Regions from separate parts of the Homo sapiens genome. Here region 1 is linked to region 2. A link is an interaction called in ENCODE POLR2A ChIA-PET data of the cell type or tissue named here. Cell type or tissue: OCI-LY7. All regions are shown on one strand. Links, peaks and the distances in the headings refer to the core of each region. The heading gives the core; the rest is flanking DNA.

What was found. Peaks named below come from ENCODE experiments on the same cell type or tissue, not always from the same donor. Only the 100,000 strongest peaks of a DNase experiment are listed, where the experiment ranks them.
Region 1: POLR2A ChIA-PET joins it to region 2 with 6 read pairs; 4 of 35 experiments call an interaction of 5 or more read pairs at or near these places.

What each region holds. Positions count from the first base shown.
Region 1 is chr20:18,002,225-18,009,397 of GRCh38, reverse strand. No RefSeq gene overlaps it. Among named protein-coding and RNA genes, the nearest start is that of MGME1, 37 kb to the right of the region's middle. RefSeq lists enhancers at 869-1,429, 1,430-1,991, 3,570-3,629, 3,678-4,239. In OCI-LY7, for the core only: no CTCF peak of the experiment used is centred there; a DNase peak (open chromatin) is centred at 3,877.
Region 2 is chr20:17,512,493-17,519,665 of GRCh38, reverse strand. It overlaps BFSP1 (beaded filament structural protein 1), which reads left to right. Exons shown (of 8, transcript NM_001195.5): 3 at 4,850-4,945. It also overlaps the pseudogene RPS27AP2. Among named protein-coding and RNA genes, the nearest start is that of BFSP1, 15 kb to the left of the region's middle. In OCI-LY7, for the core only: no CTCF peak of the experiment used is centred there; no DNase peak of the experiment used is centred there.

The DNA of each region.
Region 1 (7,173 bases), core at 916-5,915, 490 kb before region 2:
GTGGTTTGCTGGCACAGCTTGGAGAGCTGCTGAGGCCCACGGGCCAGCTTGTCCCTGCCATGCAGCCCTAGATTGCTTTGCTCTGAAACATCGCCCTGCTGACCCGACCACATTTGTGTTTTGAGTTTTCTGTCCTCCCCTCACTGACAGCTGGCATTTTCCTTCTTGTTCCAGGCCTCTCCTCCTTTAATCCAGGGCTCGCCAGGCTATGACTGCTTGGTAACTGACTTACCAAGTACACCAGGATCATAGGTGAATGAGAGGCTGTCCTGTGACTGTCGGTCATGGCATGGGCTACTTTGAAGGCTTTTTTTTTCTTCTTCATTTTCCCTGGATAATTGCTTATTTGAAAGCAACTTTTAGATAAGTTGACTGGAACTATAAAAATTATTTTTTTGGCTGGGCACGGTGGCTCACACCTGTAATCTCAGCACTTTGGGAGGCTGAGGGGGGCAGACCACGAGGTCAGGAGATCGAGACCATCCTGGCTAACATGGTGAAACCCTGTCTCTACTAAAAATACAAAAATTAGCCAGGTGTGGTAGCAGGCACCTGTAGTCCCAGCTACTCGGGAGGCTGAGGCAGCAGAATGGCGTGAATCCAGGAGGTGGAGCTTGCGGTGAGCCAAGATCACGCCACTGCACTCCAGCCTGGGCGACAAAGAGAGACTCCGTCTCTTAAAAAAAAAAAAAAAATATATATATATATATATGTATTTGTTGTTGTTGTTGTTGCATTAATTCAGTCATGCAGTTTTTGCTAGAGGCCCAATATAGTGTTAGCACCAACTGGGGTTACAGAGATGGGCTGGTTAGTTCATTGGTACAACAAATACTATTTAATGGTTGTGGGCCTACGGATGAAACAGACAGACATCCCTGTCTGTTTCAGGTTTACATTCTAGAGTGAGAAGGTAAACAAGACAATAGGGACATCAGTAAAATATCAGGCATGCAGTGGTGCTGAGTGCCACAGAGAGACCATCAGGCAGAGAGGCAGCCGGAGGGTGCTGGGAGCAGGGGCTGCAGTTGAAACAGGGCCGTTCTGGGCAGCATGCGAACCCAGCAGTGGGGATGGGGCGGAGATGTCCCCAGCTTCAGAACCCACCAGTTATGGATCAAGGCAGGTCCGGTGCTTCTCATCCCACTAGGAATAACTCCTGAATCCCTCTCTGTGGCCTGTGGCCGGGACAGTCTGGTCCCTGGCTGCCTCCTGACCTCGTCGTTTATCTTTCCTCTCTGCTGTTCAGCTCCCGCCACAGTGGCCTGTTTCTTTCCTTGCTGCTCCTGCAGCACAGCCCTGACTCGGGGACTTTGCGTGTCCCCTCAGCGCTGCAGGGCCCACTCCTTCCTCTGTCCTGGTCTCTGCTTAGCCAGCGCACGGTCAGGGAGGCATGGGTGGCCAGCCCGCAAGGAGCCAGGCCTCCCAGCACCCCTTCCCTTGTGTGGCCTCCTCCCACATGGGATCTCAGCCGGTCCTGGCTTCAACTAAACAGGACGTGGCAGGCGTGATGCCCTGCCAATTCCAGGCCTAAGCCTTGACACAGCCTGGCAGCTTCTGCTTCTGAATTGCAGGAGCCCCAAGCTGTCATGTAAAGAAGTCTGGCTGCTTTGCTGGAAAGGCCAAATGGAGAGACCACGTGAGAGGCCACATAGACAGGCCTTGTGGAGAGGGAAAGGTGCTGAGACTACCTGGAAGGGGAGCCCAGTTGACCAAACACCCCCACTGAGCCCATCCCCCCAGCCATCCCTGCCAGGACACCAAACATGTAAGTGAGGCATCCCGGCCGTTCCAGCCTGGCCAAGCGCCAGTGGACTGTAGCTGCAGAGAAAATCTGCATAGAACAAAAGTACTGCCGAGCTGAGCCCAGTTAGTCCACAGAATCATGAGAGATAAGCAAATGATTGTTGTTTCAAGTCACTTAGTCTTGAGGTGGCTTAGCATGCAGTGAGATGACTGGAACACCTTCCCTGGCCACCCAAACTCAAATACTCAAATTGCATTTTCTTTCCTTTGCTTTTCTTCTTCCCTTTTTTTTTTTTTTTTTTTTTTTTGACAGAGTCTGGCTCTGTCGCCCAGGCTGGAGTGCGATGGTGCAATCTTGGCTCACTGCAACCTCCGCCTCCCAGGTTCAAACCATTCTCCTGCCTCACTCTCCCAAGTAGTTGGGACTACAGGCGTCCGCCACCATGCCCAGCTAATTTTTATATTTTTTGGTAGAGACAGGGTTTTGCCATGTTGGCCAGGCTGGTCTTGAACTCCTGACCTCAGGTGATCCACCCGCCTTGGCCTCCCAAAGTGCTATGATTACAGGTGTGAGCCACTACACCTGGCCCCTGTGCTTTTCTTCACACTTAAAATCTCCTGACATTTGTACATATATTTGTTTACTGTCCAGCCCTCCCACAGGTCTGTAATCTCGAAGAGGTGGGGAATTTTGTTGAATTTGCTCACTGCTTTCTTCCTGGAGCTCAAGACAGTGCCTAGATCAACACAGGCACTCAATAAATATTTGTAGAAAGAATGTATAAGTATCCATGGCCAGGCGCGGTGGCTCACACCTGTAATCTTAGCACTTTTGGAGGCCAACGTGGGCAGATCATTTGAGCCCAGGAGTATGAGAACGGCCTGGGCAACATAGGGAGACCTTCTCTCTAAAATAAATTAAAAAAAAAATAGGCCCGGCACGGTGGGTCATGCCTGTAATCCTAGCACTTTGGGAGGCCGAGGTGAGTGGATCACTTGAGGTCAAACGTTCGAGACCAGCCTGGCCAACAAAATGAAACCCCATCTATACTAAATATACAAAAAAATTAGCCAGGCATGGTGGTGCACGCCTGTAATCCCGGCTGGTTGGGGAGGCTGAGACGGGAGAATCGCTTGAACTGGGGAGGCGGAGGTTGCAGTGAGCTGAGATCATCCCATTGCACTCCAGCCTGGGTGACAGAGCGAGACTTCATCTCAAAAAAAAAAAAAAAAAGAAAAGAAAAAAATTTAAATAATAAATAAATATCCAATCTTCTAAGATCCAAACAGTCCTGCTTTTAGAATGACCCCTTTACCCTGAGAAAACAAAACAGAACAAAACACTCAATCCCCAGCTTGCAGGGGCACACGCTGTTCTGCGAGGTACATCCTGCAACTGACCTCAGGCATGAAAATCCACACATTTTTCTTGAACTGCACCGTGGAAGATTGATTGGAAAACGAACTGAACATTTAAAAATAAACAATGACTTTAAACAAACTGAGTTCTATGTTTGGACAATCTCCTCTATTCTGGGAGGAAGGGGTGAAGAGCTCTCAGGGCAGAGGGCCCTGCTCTAGCTGCCCCTGAGTCCCAGGGCCCCCTCCCTGCAGCCTTCGCCACATACCAATTCCTCCGCAAGAGGCCTCCTGAGCTCTGGGAGTCCTGCCTTCTACGCAAAGGGGCAGATTTGTGTCACCACCACCGTCCACACAGTTGCTATTTCAGTTGTCCCCCCTGTTCTGTCAGCCTGACATTTCCCCAGCCGATTCCAAGCCCAGTGTACCATTTTAGCTGACGTGGGTGAGCGTTTCGTGGGGACAGCAGATGGATGGAATGACAAATAGCAGGATGGTGGGGACAGCTGAGAAGTGCTTTTTCCTGTGTCGGATCTGTTGGCTGTGCACGTGCCCCGACGTAGTCTAGACACACTGTGGGGGCAGCGCATGTGCCAGGGCCCAGCCGGCGCGCGGGCTTCCATTTCTTTCTTTGCTGCTAATCGTGCCCATTCACACAGCCAATCAGCCAACTAGCCAGTTGTCTTGGTTTGAGCTCCAGCAGAAGCAGACCCCAAGATAGTAGTTTCTTTGACCCAGAAAGCGTGAGATGGTAGAGGGGAAGTGAGACTGAAAGAGAAGGCAGAGTGGTTATGAGCAGTCACTGCTGTGGACAGCCAGGGCTCAGTGCTGCTGGGTCTGGCCAGGTGACTGTGCAGAACCTGCCCCAGGGTTGTCCCGTGCTGGGCTATTCATCCACTAACTGCTGGTTTTCATTGCTTAAGTGTTGCCCCAGGGTGTTAACTCCATGGAACTTTGGCCTGATCCGCACCCAGACAAAACCCGCAGGCAGAAATTCTCAGGTTCTTAGTAAGAAGCCATCATTTGGAACAGCGAGTGTGAGGGTATGGTCATTTGTAACACTGACCTGTGTGTCTGCCACATACCAGGCACTGAGTTAGACCAGGGGCAGAGGAAACATAAAATGGGAGGTTTAGGCCGGGCACGGTGGCTCATGCATGTAATCTCAGCACTTTGGAAGGCTGAGTTGGGTGGATCACTTGAGGTCAAAAGTTCGAGACCAGCCTAGGCAAAATTGCAAGACCCCTGTCTCTACAAAAACTGTTAAAATCAGCCAGGCATAGTAGCACATGCCTACAGTCCCAGCTACATAAGAGGCTGAGGTGGGAGGATCACTAGAGTCCAGGAGTTCGAGGCTGCAGTGAGCCATGTTGGCACCAGTGTTGCACTCCAGCCTGGGCAACAGAGCAAGTCACTGTCTCAAAAAAATAATAATAATTTGAAAGTTGGAGGCTTGCCCAGAGTCTAGTGGGGAGATGGATATACAAGCAGATGTGGTGAATACCTTGGCAGAGCCCTGTGTCAAATGCAACAGTAGACAGAACAACCACGGACCATTCCTGGGAAGCTTCGCAGCGCAGGGAACATGAGCTGGGTCTTGTGAGCAAGACTCGAGTTCAGGGTTACGTAAGTGTAGTTCACAGTTCACAGTCTCTCCACACATATGGTGGCTGCCTTCCATGATGGGACAGCTGGGACTCCCTGTCAGTTAGAAGTTCTTGGAATTCCTAACCAGGGAGCTGCTTCTTGAGCATTCAGCAAAGAAACCTACCAAAGGAAGGGGCAGAGGCCTCTCGATCAATTCCATGTCCTGGGGTGACACCTGAGCTGCCGTGCAGGGAGTGAGGGCTGCCTGGTTGTCCTGGTGACAAGCTGGAGGTCCTGGAACTGGAAAGCAGTTGGAGAGGCCACCAGTCCTCTCATCTCTAGGCCCTACCACTGGCTGGCTCCTTGATTTTAGAGGCCCCCATGGATGTGGGAGGGATGCCATCACACTGTCATTTGTTCCCCTGGTTAATGAGCTGGTTCTCCCTTCCTCACAGCTCACCTCCTCATGCCTAGCCTCAGGGAATAGCCTTACAATCTGCTCTATTTATTCAGCATTTTACAGACTATGAGGGCTTGTGACATGTAGGCTCACAATTGGTTCTTAAGGGACCCTGTGAGGCAGGCAAGCTGTCATTAACTGCATTTTTCTTGAGAATCCCCAGGCCTCCAAATGTCGACAGGTGAGTTCAAGGTTACACAGCTAGGAGGTGGAAAGTCCCTGAGCCACACCAGGTCTTTGCCCCATGTCCTATATGTGTCTCGAGCTTCATGAAGGGGAAAGTTGTTAAACGGGCGATTTTCTCCCTCTTGTTTCTGGTCTAGCCTCAGCATTTCCTAAACGACTTGAGACAATTTTATGTACTGTGCTGTGCTGCTCTAAATAACATTGGAGTACACCGCAAAAAAGTGTATCCATTTTCTATATTTCTGATTCTGTTTGGAAGAAAATCTCTGTAGATAACACAGCCTTTGTCACTGGCCTTTTGTTCGAATATCTTCCTTTTATAAAAGAGAGAGCAGCCCTCAGATTCTGCTTTTGGAAAGCAGAAGTGAGTTAGAATTACTAGCCCTGGTTTGTGGTTGTTTTTGAAACAGAGTCTCACTCTGTTGCCCAGGCTGGAATGCAGTGGTGCGATCTCAGCTCACTGCAACCTCCACCTCCTGGGTTTAAGCAATTCTTGTGCCTCAGCCTCCCGAGTAGCTGGGATTACAGGTATGTGCCACCATGCCCGACTAATTTTTGTATTTTTAGTAGAGACTATGTTGGCCAGGCTGGTCTCGAACTCCTGACCTCAAGTGATCCACCCACCTCGGCCTCCCAAAGTGCTGGGATTACAGGTGTGAGTCACCACATCCAGCTTTGTTTGTTTGTTTGTTTGTTTGTTTGTTTTTGAGATGGAGTCTCACTCCATTGCCCAAGCTGGAGTGCAGTGGCGTGATCTCGGCTCACTGCAACTTCCACCTCCTGGGTTCAAACGATTCTCCTGCCTCAGCCTCCTGAGTAGCTGGGATTACAGGTGTGTGCCACCACACCTGGCTGATTTTTGTATTTTTAGTAGAGACGGGGGTTTCACCATGTTGGCCACGCTGGTCTCGAACTCTTAACCTCAGGTCATCCACCTGCCTCAGCTCCCAAAGTGCTAGGATTACAGGCATGAGCCACCGTGCCCAGCCGTTTTTTTTTTTTTTGGAGAGACAGGGTTTCCCCATGTTGCCCAGGCTGGTCTCAACCTCCTGAGCTCAAGTGAGTCCCTTGCCTTGAGCTCAAGTGATTCCCTTGCCTTGGGCTCCCAGCGTGCTGGGATTACAGGTGTGAGCCATCATGCTCGGCCACTGCTTTGTGTTTACTGTATTTATTTTACAATAAATAAATGTATTTATTGCCTTCTATTTAGGACAGGTGATAGTCACTTCCCATTGTAGTAGTTAACATGCTTCATGCTTCCTTTTGAAATTAATTTCTTTTTTTTTTTTTTTTTTTTTTTTGAGACAGAGTTTCACTCTTGTTGCCCAGGCTGGAGTTCAATGGTGCTATCTCAGCCCATAGCAACCTCCACCTCCCAGGTTCAAGCAATTCTTCTGCCTCAGCCCCCCGAGTAGCTGGGATTACAGGCATGTGCCACCACTCCTGGCTAATTTTGTATTTTTAGTAGAGATGAGGTTTGTCCATGTTGGTCAGGCTGGTCTCGAACTCCCGACCTCAGGTGATCTGCCTGCCTCGGCCTCCCGAAGTGCTAGGATTACAGGCGTGAGCCACCACACCCAGCCTGAAATTAATTTCTTTAAATAAAAAGAGTGGGGCTGGGCACGGTGGCTCACTCCTGTAATCTCAGCACTTTGGGAGGCTGAGGCAGGCAGATCATGAGGTCATGAGATCGAGACCATCCTGGCTAACATGGTAAAACCCCATCTCTATTAGAAATACAAAAAAATTAGCAGGACATGGTGGTGTGCGCCTGTAGTCCCAGCTACTTAGGAGGCTGAGGCAGGAGAATCACTTGAAACCGGGAGGCAGAGGTT
Region 2 (7,173 bases), core at 730-5,729:
ACCCAGTGCTGGTGGTTTTGACACAATCCTAGGAGGGAGGTGGGGAAGAATGACAGGCACCTCGAAGGATGGAGTCAGGGCTTAGCACTCAGCTCTTGGCTAGGAGAGAGAAGCCCATGGTAGGTTCCAGGCCTGTTATCTTCCACTAACTTCCATTCACGAGTTCAATGATGCACTGCATCAGTCTGGCCTCAGCCCTGCATACATGGAGGGAGGCTCTGGACTTCAAGGTGCATTTGGCAGAGCCCTCATGTTGCATCGAGTTGCTTGAAGGGTCTCTGAGGGAAGAGGGCAGCTGAGCATGGGAGATGCCTGTGGCCCCTTGGCTTTGCTTCAGTACAGTGGCTTCCATGGACTGCTTTGTTCAAAGGATGGCACATGTGGCTTAACAAAAGTTTGAGGACCAGTGACCCCAGGGTTCCTTCTATTTCTAAAATTTGTAATGTTTGATTCCTTATAAATAATAACACAAAGGGTCCTTGAAGCCCTGTTTCCAGTCATTCAGCTTTGTGGCTCAATCTTGGATGCATTTTGTTAAGAGTGATTGAGAATTCTGTGCCCCACCCCATCCTCAGCAGTCTTAAGAGGGGCAGAGGGAAGATAGAACAACATCCACCCAATACTCCTGCACCTCTGGCCCAGATTTAGCCAAGCCTCTCTGAGGGTGTGGTCCCATCCCCGGGGCTGAGAATCACTCCACAGGGAACCACTGCCTTTGAAGGGAGTGGGATGCGTCCGGGAACACTGTGATTTTCCTTCACATCGTGTGGTCCAGCTGTCAGGCAAGATGGTGGTCATGTGACCCATGCTGGCCAATCACAGCTCTCCTGAGGGAGGGATGCAGGGATGAACTGATTCAGAGCTGGGTCACTCTGAGGACAGGTCCTTGACTCCTGCTACTTAGATTCCTGGAACTGCCTTGGTTTCCGTCTTTCCTGAGGTCTGGCTGGTATTTTACAAATGAACCAGGGTTTTTCTGAATCCTCCACCCTTTTCTGTTGCTGGAAAGATTCAGGCTTCCCTTTCCACCATTTCTCTTATGAAAGGGCTTCCCAGGCTTGTGAAATACTTCTGGGTATTTCAGAAGACCAGACACCAGGATCTCCAAGGGGCCTGCCCACTTCCCCTGCGGTAGGAAGGCCTTGATTTGCATGAGTGCATCAGTCTGGGTCTGATCGCCCCGGGCCGGGTAGCGCACGCCTTCTGGAAGAAGAAACGCTATAGCTGAGTTTTCATTAGACCCTCCCTCACTGTCCCTGGGTCGCAGGATGTGAGGACCCATCATTAAGGGCTCAGAATGGTAACCCCCTGAAGGCAGAGCTCGTTAAAGGTCAATGGCTAATTAATTAAACACATGAATGAGCTCAGAAGCTAAGTCCCATAGTTAGATTTCATATTCTTGTAGTTTGGACAGTTCAGTGTCCTGGATCTGGAAAAATGTGTCCCTTTTTGTAATTTGGTTCATTCTTTTATTTCTGATTTAAAACAAAAACCCCCAAAAACTTCAGACCACGTGTAGATTTGTTGAAGGGAGTGGTTTTCCCAGGAGCTCTTGCTTCTCCCAGTGGGCAGTGGTGCTGGTGGCAGCAGGAGCCCGGTGCCAGGGCCAGGAATCAGGAGGAGCCTTGGAGAGAGTAGGCAGGAGAGTCCAGGGGCCGGGGTGAGGAATGACTCTGGACACTGGTGTCCTTCCTTCTTCTGTCGAGAGTTCCTTACCTGGGGATTCACCCTGCAGCAGAAACCTGGAGGAGCACTGAGGAGGAACAAGATGTTCCGTTGCCGAAAATTGCTCCCATAGAGCCGTGCCATGCAGTATGGCAGCCACCAGCCGCATGTGGCTGTGGAGCACCTGCAATGTGGGGAGTTCGAATTGAGATGTGTTATGAGTGTAAAATACACAGCAGTTTCAAAGACCTCATCTGAAAACAAGAATGGAAGATATCTCACTACTAACTTATTGATTACATGATGACATGATAATATTTTGGGTATACTGGGTAAAATAAAATATATTATTAAAATTAATTTCACCTGTTTCTTTTTATTTTATTTAAAGTGGCTACTTCTAGAAAGTTTAAAGTTGGCCAGGCACGGTGGCTCACACCTGTAATCCCAGCACTTTGGGAGGCCACGGTGGGTGGATCACCTGAGGTCAGGAGTTCAAGACCAGCCTGACCAACATGGTGAGACCCCGTTTCTACCAAAAATAGAAAAATTAGCTGGGCGTGGTGGTGTGCACCTGTAGTCCCAGCTACTTGGGAGGCTGAGGCAGGAGGAAACGCAAAAGGAAATGATTTTGTTTGTTTGTTTGTTTTGTTTTGTTTGTTAGTTCATGTCTTTTATTAACTCATACAGTTCCTTGTCTTCTGGTTTGTTGAAGCAGTAAGTCAGACAACATTTGCCACAATAATGTCTGTCATAGTGGCTTGCCATAAACACTCCAGCACCACATTCATCAGAAGGGCACTCTCGATGAAGGTGACTAATTTTGCCATTCTCGTCTACCTTATAGTATTTCAGGACAGCCAGCTTAATCTTCTTCCTCTTGTGCTTATTCTTCTTGGGAGTGGTGTAAGACTTCTTCCTTTTCTTAGCACCACCACGAAGTCTCAACACAAGATGAAGAGTAGACTCCTTTTGAATGTTGTAGTCAGACAAAGCACATCCATCCTCCAGTTGCTTGCTAGCAAAGATCAGTCTTTACTGATCAGGAGGAATTCTTTCCTTATCCTGGGTCTTGGCCTTTATATTTTCTATCGTATCTGAGGGTTCAACCTTGAGGGTGATGGTCTTCCCTGTGAGGGTTTTCACAAAAATCTGCATTTTGGTGGCAGCTCCACTGCAGGTGGCTAATGGAAAAGGAAGGAAATGTTTTAAGATACATTCCTAAGGGTTGCACATTGACTAATTTGATCTTGTACAACTCTCAAGTTCTGTAAGATAAAATCTTCAGTTCTCTTGGGTAGATAAAAGAGCTTCAGAAGTTTGAGTTGGGTGAGGGTTGGCCACTCCCTTACCATCTTGCTAATGCTTTAGACCAAATTCACACAGAAAGAGATTTGTTAAATATTAACATTTATTGTGATGCAGGCCCCCAAGGTCCATACAACCTTCTCTGTAGGCTCCATGAAGTCTCAGCTCTGGTGTCTTAGGTGCTAAGAGAACACTTTGCATGGAAAGCTCATTGAAGGCAGAGGCTACAATAGAGTCAGAATTTCAGGATCCTTCTTGTCAGCATCAGACAATCAGAAATCTTACTACACCAGTGGTCTTTCACAAGAGCAATTAAGGAACCAAGTGCCTTTTATTTTTATTGAATTAATTAATTAATTTTTTTTGAGATGGAGTTTTGCTCTTTTTGCCCAGACTGGAGTGCAATGGCATGATCTTGGCTCACTGCAACCTCTGCCTCCCAGGTTCAAGTGATTCTCCTGCCTCAGCCTCCTGAGTAGCTGGGATTACAGGCATGTGCCACCATGCCCAGCTAATTTTGTACTTTTAGTAGAGATGGAGTTCTCCATGTTGGTCAGGCTGGTCTCGAACTCCTGACCTCAGGTGATCCACCTGCTTCAGCCTCCCAAAGTGCTGGGACTACAGGTGTGAGCCACCACACCCGGCCCCAAGTGCCTTTCTTAAGAGTGCAGTCTCAAGGCCTTGCCAGACCGAAACCCTAGTAGCACAAGGGTGGGGAGTGTCCCTACATCTCATGGCCAGTCCACATATCGTGACTGTCATAACTCTGTTCATGCGAGTATGGAGAGTGTCTCTTACATATTTTAGTCAGACCACGTGTTCCCCTTGATTAATGAGAGCCCATTGCTAAGACTCATTATGTTTATTAGCAAGTCACTAATAAGTCAGTAAAAATTCACTTCCCAAGGCCTCAGGTGTTGGCAGGTGTGCATGGCAGAGGTATCTTGGGAGACTGGGGAATCCTGATGAACCCAAGTAATGCTCACCTGTAATATCACACCGAAGATGCCAAAGTATATAAGTCACTTCTGGACATCATAGCACAATCTTATTAAGAGCATGAATAATTCTTTCATACCTACTTGGTCTATCCAAACAAGATCAATGAGGCAAGAGCCAGTGAATTATCAGAAAGTTTCCTGAGAAAATTCAACCTTTTGTGATCAATGTCGTTTCCAACCTTAGAGGAACAAACAAATGCTATTCACAAAACAGTCATTCTAAAAATGCATTTTTGTATGAAAGATGCATCTTCTCAAGGTAAATGTTAACAGTCCTTGGGAGAAAACTGCTAGAATACAGATTTCAGGATTTAAGGGAAAACAATTTTTTTCTTTCAGTCTTAGAAACCCAACTCACTGATGATGAGATATAGAACAAATATAGACGTTACTTAAATATTAACTTTATTTGGTATGTAAATATACCTAGCGCTCCGATCTTTCTAGATCAAGGTTACTTAACCCTGGCTGTATTGACCCTTTAGGCAAGGGAATTCCTTGTGTGCAGGGTTGTGGGGGGATGCTGTCCTGTGTATTGTAGGGTATTTAGCAGTGTCCCTGGCCTCTACCCACTAGTTGCCAATAGAAGGACCCTACCACTAAAGTGGTGACAACTAAAAATGTCTCTAGACACTGCCAAATGTCCCCTTGGGGGGCAAAATCACCCTCTGTTGAGAACTGCTCTTCTAGAACAGGTCCAATGGGCTAAGCCATTGCCTTGCTAGAATGCATAATCTCAGACCCCTCCCAGACCTACTGAACCAGAGTCTGCATTTCAGTAAGCTCCCAGGTGGTCTGTGTGCTCATATACCCGGCCAGCTTTACCCCTATGCTCCATGGTGCCTGTGGCCAGGGATATGTGGCTCTCATTGCAGGAAGCTGATGAAGCCTTGCTGCATAACCTACGCCTTCAGCTGGAAGCCCAATTTCTGCAAGATGATATCAGTGCGGCAAAGGACAGGCACAAGAAGGTAATCATGACCCCTTGAAGCCCTTCCTCTAGAAAACCCAGTTTGGGTTTGATCAGGTAAGCCGAGGGTACTGTGGCTGAAAACAGACTGCTAGAGTGGCATACCTTTGTGCGTTTTCCCTCGAACCAAATAGGGGTGAATTGGTCACTGGACAGTGCTTACTGAGCTAGATGTGCTTTGAAGAGTGGGCAGTAGTGGGTGTGTTTTGAGGGCCCTGGTGTTGGGAACTAGTATCTATATTGTACAGTATAATTTACAAAGTGATTTTATATAGATCTGTCTTCATTAAGCTACAGTCCATCAACTGTTTCCGCTCAGAAAATACATGAAAAAGTCTTGTTTTTAGCTCTGCCTCTGAGCCCGTTAATTGCAGGAGCACATTATTCAGGAGCTTCCTCTCCTGCAGTGCTCAGACTCCCCCAGCCTCCAACAGTTCCTCACAGGCCTGATTCTGGGGGGCCCTGGCATAATTGAAAAATCAGATTCTGCAGCTGTTTGACTATGGGTGAGTGGCCTAACCTCTCTGAGCTGCTTTTTCTTCTTCAAAATGCAAATGCAGGCTCTCCTTCCCAGCAGTGACGTGGGTGAAGTAGTGTAGCAGACCTGTGGGTGCCTCAGGGCTTCCCTCTCCAGGGGCTCTGGCCTCCTCCCACTGCCATCCCTGCAGCTTTGCCTGAGGACTTTCTCCAAGCAGCTGGAGGCTGCTCCGCCTGTAGTGGGGTGTTGGGGAACTCCTGTCCCCAGGAGCAGGGAGCAGCCTCAACCAGAACTGATGGGAGTTGGTGTATAAACACACCAGCTCCCTCTCGCCTTTGTAGACCAACTCTGAGGCTTTTGTTCTGCATTGGCACCCAGAGATACTCACCAGGATTGAGCTCCAGGTGCCCACAGTGGTGATCCATTGGTAATAGCCCTCGCTGACTGCTCTCCCTTCCTGCCTCACTTTCCCACTCCACCCGTCATGTTTCCTGGCATCACTGCCCAGTCAACTGTTTGCACTCAGATCCCTCTCTCAGGGTCTGCTTCTGGGGAAACCCAAACTACGACAATGTGGGAACATGGGTACAACCTGGAGCTTGGCAAGTGCTCAGTGAACTTCCAGTTCCCTTCCTACCTCAGTGTGTACCTGCATCAGTACACCAGGCCTGTCTGCTCCAATCAGGGTCCCTCCAACTTTCCATGAGGCCCAGCCATTTCCTCCTCCCCACCCACCTCCTTGCTTCTACCCTACTTGATGGAATCCTGGGAACAGTGCCTGGGCCAGTTTTGAAGCAGCTCAAATAATTCTTCCAGGCCATTTAGGATGATGATGATGATGATGACGGTGATGATGATCGCTCACACTGTGAGGCTTCCCTGTAGTATCTCACTGGATCCCAAGAGCAGCCTTGTGAAATACTGCTCAGGTCAGGCTTCCTCTAAGCAGAGCTCTAGGTAGTGATTTTTTGTCACTGATGTCTTAGTGGAGGGCTCTGAGAAGGGGAGGAAAAGGGCAGGACAGGGCAGGGAGCAGAGCAAGGACTTGTCCTCAGCCGGAGTCCAGCTGTGGCCTTCTCATGATCCCACAGGAAGCTCTGGAGTGTGAATGTGAATTACACCACAGCTGGGTCCCTCAAGGAGTTGAGAGAGTTGGTCTTTTGTACTCCTGTGCTGTCAGTCGTTGGCCTGGGTTGGGGATGAGGCAGGGCCTGGTAGCTTCCTGGACAAGATGACCATTTGTTGGCCAAGGGCTGCTTTCTGGAGAGGGCTGTGTCATCTGTTATTACAGAGCTGGGGACAGGGGCACTGGCGGGTAAAGGGGATCAGCATCCCTACAGATAGTTATCCCTGTTTTACAGAAGAACTTGCATTTTAGGAGGTTTAAATAGCTTGCCTGAGGTCACACATAGCCAGTAAGTCTTTTAGTCCAGGCCTGATTGACCAAAGCCCATTCTTTGAAACACTGCTGGTGTTGGAAAGGGTCCTTTGTGCCCTCCAGGGCCTTTTAACTTATTTATTTTTGACACGGTGTCTCATTCTATCACTCAGGCTGGAGTACAGTGGGGTGATCACAACTCACTGCAGCCTCCACCCACCCCCAGGTTCAAGTGATCCTTCTACCTCAGCCTCCTAAGTAGCTGGGACCACAGGTGCACACCACAACACATAGCTAATTTTAACATTTTTTGTAGAAATGGGATCTTACTATGTTGCCCAGGCTGGTCTCCAACTCCTGGGCTCAAGCAATC